Linked DNA regions of Homo sapiens: region 1 is linked to region 2. A link is a contact called in ENCODE Hi-C or POLR2A ChIA-PET data. All regions are on one chromosome and are shown on one strand. Each heading gives the region's core, a stretch centred on a gene start or an enhancer-like site at or near the end of the contact. The rest is flanking DNA. Distances are from core to core; before and after follow the strand shown. Region 1 has its middle 26 kb from the start of CUX1. Region 2 has its middle 52 kb from the start of MYL10.

The links. A loop is a pair of places that touch in the nucleus more often than their neighbours do. ChIA-PET counts read pairs that join two places held with the same protein, here RNA polymerase II (POLR2A). Pooled maps may share reads with other maps.
Region 1: a map of GM18951 shows a loop between it and region 2 (2.2-fold over the local background). The contact joins two enhancer-like sites. A Hi-C loop is called at or near these places in 13 of 168 maps with a recorded cell type or tissue (GM18951, HL-60/S4, heart left ventricle and 8 more) and 2 of 50 pooled maps. POLR2A ChIA-PET finds 5 or more read pairs at or near these places in 5 of 52 experiments (Caco-2, HEK293, K562 and 2 more).

What each region holds. Positions count from the first base shown.
Region 1 is chr7:101,790,701-101,793,447 of GRCh38, forward strand. No RefSeq gene overlaps it. Among named protein-coding and RNA genes, the nearest start is that of CUX1, 26 kb to the right of the region's middle. Within about 2 kb of position 1,416, at least 4 of the 41 ENCODE cell types and tissues checked have a DNase peak (open chromatin) inside an H3K27ac peak, as active enhancers do; they include heart right ventricle, where a contact is called at or near this core.
Region 2 is chr7:101,680,193-101,682,947 of GRCh38, forward strand. No RefSeq gene overlaps it. Among named protein-coding and RNA genes, the nearest start is that of MYL10, 52 kb to the left of the region's middle. RefSeq lists enhancers at 258-773, 774-1,282. Within about 2 kb of position 1,304, at least 7 of the 41 ENCODE cell types and tissues checked have a DNase peak (open chromatin) inside an H3K27ac peak, as active enhancers do; they include heart right ventricle, where a contact is called at or near this core.

The DNA.
Region 1 (2,747 bases), core at 166-2,665, 110 kb after region 2:
GACTTGACCAAGGTGGCTGTCTTTGGGGAGGCTATATTTGCAAAAGGACTCAGCTAAAAGCTGTTAGCCACCAGCATTCCCAGCAGCGGGGCACTGAGGGTGTCAGTCCTGAAGGAATGACGGGCAATGCTCCACCCTCCACTGTGCAGCCAGACCTACTCCCCACCTGGTCAGAGAGAGGAGCCTCACCTCGGAGGAGGGACCTGTGCCCTTGGCCTTATAGCACAGAGAAAACAAGAGAAAGCAAACTTGTTTCCAAAAGACCATCATAAAAATACTCTTTGTTGATTTTTCTTTTTTTAATTAAAACATGTTTTGTTTTGTTTTTTTTAATTATCAGTCATAGAGATGGGATCTCACTATGTTGCCCAGGCCGGACTCGAACTCCTTGTCTCAAGCAGTCCTCCTGCCTTGGCCTCCCAAAGCTCTGGGATTACAGGTATGAGCCACAGCACCCAGCTCCCTCTTGTTTTTAAATCGTTTTCCCCTCCCCTTCTCCTGTTTGAAGGCAACATGGCACAAGTCTTACTCTTGAAGCAGCAGCCTCTCTGACCGTAGAGAAAGAAACATCTGTGGAGAGTTTTCAAATGGCAAAAATAATGACAGTAATCAGCCGTCTTGTTACTTCTTGGGGACTGGGTGAAGTCAGTCCTTATTCAAAGAGATGGAATTTTCAGCATGGTTCCAATATGTCTTTTAATGGTTACACACATAGGTCCCTGAAAAGTATCCATGAGAAATAAAAAGAGCTGGGCTGTTTCTTTGAGTATTCTTTCAGCAGAAAAAAAAGAAAAAAGAGAAAACTGACTTGAGGGTATTGCTAAAAGATTTTCTGGTGTGGTTTTCTTTTCTTTTTCTTTCTTTTTCTTTTTTTTTTTTTTTTTGAGACAGGATCTTGTTCTGTCACCCAGGCTGGAGTGCAGTGGCATGATCACGGCTCACTGTAAACTTGATGTTCTGCACTCAAGTGATCCTCCCACTTCAGCCTCCCGAGTAGCTGGGATTACACGCACGTGCTACCATGCCCAGCTAATTTTTGTATTTTTTTGTAGAGACAGGGTTTCGCCATGTTACCCAGGCTGGTCTCAAACTCCTGGGCTCAAGCAATCTGCCCTATTTGTTTTCATTTGAGGGACAGGGCATCATGTACTATTTAATAAAAAAAAAAAGCGCCAGGCATGGTAGCTCACCCCTGTAATCCCAGTACTTTGGGAGGCCAAGGTGGGAGGATTGCTTGAGCCCAGGAGTTCAAGACCAGCCTGGGCAATATAGTGAAATCCTATCTCTACAAAAAATTTAAAAATTAGCCAAGTGTGGTGGCAAATGCCTGTAGTCCCAGCTACTTGGGAGGCTGAGATGGGGGGATCGCTGGAGCCCAGGAGTTCCAGGCTGCAGTGACTGGTGATCACACCACTGCACTCCAGCCTGGGCGACAGAGCGAAACCCTGACTCAAAAAAAAAAAGGAAAAAAAAGAAAGAAAGGAAAACAAATTGGATCATCAAATTGTCTGAGTCACCTGAGAAACCACAATTTAATGCCACCTTTCGATACCCAGAGTTCCTATCTTTGAATCAAATTAAGTAGAAAAACAAGTTAAAAAAAAAATCCTTAAATAATTATGGAGGTGGGCAGAGGGTTTTTTTTTTTTTGTGATCGAAATGGTTGATAATGCTTGTAGAAGAAAGGAAAAACATCTCATATAAAAATTTAATCTGAATGTTTTTGTTGTTAAAAGTCTCCTGTGAATCATGAATTATGAAAAACATGACCCAGGAAAGCTGTGAACAAGTTGATTCAAGTATCTCAGGCATGTGATGATCTCACGCCCCAGTCCAGCTTGGCTTCTGGGACGGTTAGGATTTTATCAGGTTCAGGGAACACTGATGGCCTAATTCTGGCTCCAGGCCTCACCCGGCTCTTTTCACACTGGCGCCAGATGTTTGGGAAGTTTTCAGGAAATTGTGGAAAACCAGACCTCAGGCTGGTCACCTTCCAGCAAGGTAGGAGGTGGCTGGTATGGTTTTCCCATTATTTTTTTCTTTTCCCTTTTTTTTTTTTTTGAGACAGGGTCTTGCTCTGTCACTGAGGCTGGAGTGCAGTGGTGTGATTTAAGCTGACTGCAACCTTGACCTCCCAGGCTCTAGCGATTCTCCTTAAGGATTGCAACCTCAGCCTCCCAAGTACCAGGGACTACAAGCCCACACCACCACACCTGGCTAATTTTTTTATTTTTTGTAGAGACGGTGTCTTGCTATGTTGCTCAGGCTGGTCTCAAACTCCTGGGCTCAAGCAATCCTCCCACCTCAGCCTCCTAAAGTGCTGGGATTACAGGCGTGAGCCACCGTCCACAGCTGCTCACCCATTCTTAAATACAAAAGGAGACCCTGAAAATAAACTGTACAGAGGGATAGATTAGACCTCATGACCCTTGACCTTTAACTCTTCACTGAGGAAGGAGCCCGGCTCCTTTTTTCCTACCTGCACTCATCAGACATTTATTACACGTGGTGGGGCGTGGTGGCTCACAGCTGTAATCCCGGCATTTTGGGAGGCTGAGGCGGGTGGGTCACCTGAGGTCAGGAGTTCGAGACCAGCCTGGCCAACCTGACGAAACCCCGTCTCTACTAAAATTACAAAAAATTAGCTGGGTGTGGTGGCGCGTACCTGTGATCCCAGCTACTCGGGAGGCTGACACAAGAGAATAGCTTGAACCCGGGAGGTGGAGGTTGTAGTGAGCCTAGATCGC
Region 2 (2,755 bases), core at 54-2,553:
GCAGGAGAATTGCTTGAACCCAGGAGGCAGAGGTTGCAGTGAGCCGAGATCATGCCATTGAACTCCGGCCTGGGCAAAGAGAGCCAAACCCCTTCTCAAAAATAAAATAAAATAAAATGCCTTTTGTACCCCCAACCATTTGAGGCGGGGAAGATACAGGGCCCTACTGAGAGGCGAAGGGAGCAGGGCCCGGGGTCACTGTGTGAACTTGGGTGAGATTCCCATGCTCAGGGGGTAAAACAGGGTTTGCGGTACCTACCTTAGGGCTAGAAGTAAGAATGAAATGCAAGAGCAAACATAAAAACCCCAGGCTGGAGGACTGAGCCCATCGGTGCCTTGGGAACCACAACAGTGGGATCATTCACACACAGACAGGCCTGGTGGAATCTTCCAGACCGGCGCCTTGTGGCGAGGAGGCAATATGTCCCACGAGGCCCACTCAGGCCCCAGGAGCCCCCCTCACTTGGGCACAGCCCAGCTACCATGCCCTCCTGGTTAGTGGGCACAAGAGTGTCGAGGGAATATGCTTTGTGGGCAGCAAAGTCCTTCTTCAAAGGGGTGTTTCCACCTGCAGGTCTGAGCAGGACATGAGGTCATGTCGGGCCCCAGGACAGCAGCCCCTGTCCTAGGCTCGGCCCTGACCCACCTTCTCTGGAAGCCGGTCCTCGAGTACCCTTAGGGCCTTTACACACTCACACGTGCAGACACACGCACATGCACACACACACGCACGCACACACACGTGGACACACATGCACACACAAACACACACATGCATACACGCACACACGGACACATGTGTGCACACACGTGCGCAGACACACGTGAACACACGCACACACTCACACACACATGCACACACAGCTGCCTCCACTCACTCAGGCCTCCACCAACCCCCTCCCCAGCTGTAGCCACCACTGCCACCCCCAAAATTAAAAAGAAATAAAAATAAAAAACTGAACGAGTTAATTTGCTAAAATGAACCAGAATGCAATAACTGATTACATTTTTCCCCAAAGGAAACTTGAGTTAATTTGGCCGGTGACTCATATGACTGGCTGCCAGTGACAACACACACCATCCCAGACACAGCTCCTCGCTGTGCCCCGTTGCCAGCCGTCCCCCTCCTGGCTTCCCTCCTGCGGGAGGCGGGGACAGAGGGGTGGAGGCAGAAGTGCCCACTGGATAAAGAGCTGTTTGAGGCCCTTCTGAAAGTGCAGGATACACACGCATGCACACAGACATATATCTGTACAGAAGTGCGTGTCTGTGCACTCACACCAGGCACGCACATGCACACACACATACACACACGCCTGCACCACAGCTGAACTCTGGCATGGGCTACTCAGTAAATCATTCAACGATAACCTCTGCATACCAATACTGGGGGAAAATCCAATTAAAGTAACTCATTACTAAGTCATTCCTATTTTCCCAGCATCTTAAAGCTCCTGGGAAGAGAAGGGAAGGACAGGCAGATTACTAATGTGACCTCTCCTAGGCTGTGGGGAAAATTCCTGGCCCGGCTCCCAGGAGTGGAGGCCCCAGATGGATTTCTCTGTCTGCTCGGGGGTGGGGGGAACACTGGGTACAGCCCCCCTCCCCATCCCTGTGCCCTGTATACGGCCATAGCTTCTCCTGAAAACAGCACACATAGCTCAAGCTAAGTCCTAGGGTCAGCAGACCCAAGAGGCCCAGCCTTGTCATTCACATGCTGTGTGACATTGCACAAAGCACTTAACCTCTCTGAGCCTTAATCTCTTCTCTAAAATATCTTCATCTGATGGTTGTTTTTTGGGTTTGTTTTGTTTGGTTTGGTTTGAGACAAGGTGTTCCTCTGTCACTCAGGCTGGAGTGCAGTGGCACGATCATAGCTCACTGCAGCCTTGACCTCCCTGGCTCAAGCAATCCTCCCGCCTCAGCCTGCTGAGCAGCTGGGACTACAGGTAAGTACCTCCATGCCTGGCTAATTTTTTTGTATTTTTAGTAGAGATGGAGTCTCACCATGCTGCCCAGGCTGCATCATCTGAATTTTTTTTTTTTTTTCCTGAGATGGAGTTTAGCTCTTGTTGCCCAGGCTGGAGTGCAATGGTGTGATCTCCGCTCACTGTAACCTCCACCTCCTGGGTTCAAGCGATTCTCCTGCCTCGGCCTCCTGAGTAGCTGGGATTACAGGCGTGCACCACCATGCCCAGCTAATTTTTTGCATTTTTAGTAGAGATGGGGCTTCGCCATGTTGGCCAGGCTGATCTCGAACTCCTGACCTCAGGTGATCCACCTGCCTTGGCCTCCCAAAGTGCTGGCATTACAGGCATCAGCCACCGCATCCAGTCCATCTGATTTTTTTAAACTAGGGGGTGGGGGAAAAGGAAAGGCACACACTTTTCCTCTTTCCCCCTTGCCACTGGGTGGGTTACAGAAGCGATGGCGGGAGCTGAAGCAGCCATATTGGACCCAAAGATAGAAGTCACCTACTGAGCAAGACAAGAAAACCCAGCAAGATACAAGGAAAACGGAAAATGGTTCCTTGAGATTGTGGAGCTGCCGTGGAAGCCCTGGATTGTTTGTCATCAGACTATTATATGCAAGAGAAACAAACTTCTATGTTGTCTTTAAAATATGTTACGTATATTTATATATCACCATCATCCCTATGCTCACACATGGTGAAATCTAAAACCATTCAGAGGCCAGGCGCGGTGGCTCACACCTGCAATCCCAGGACTTTGGGAGGCCGAGGCAGACAGATCAC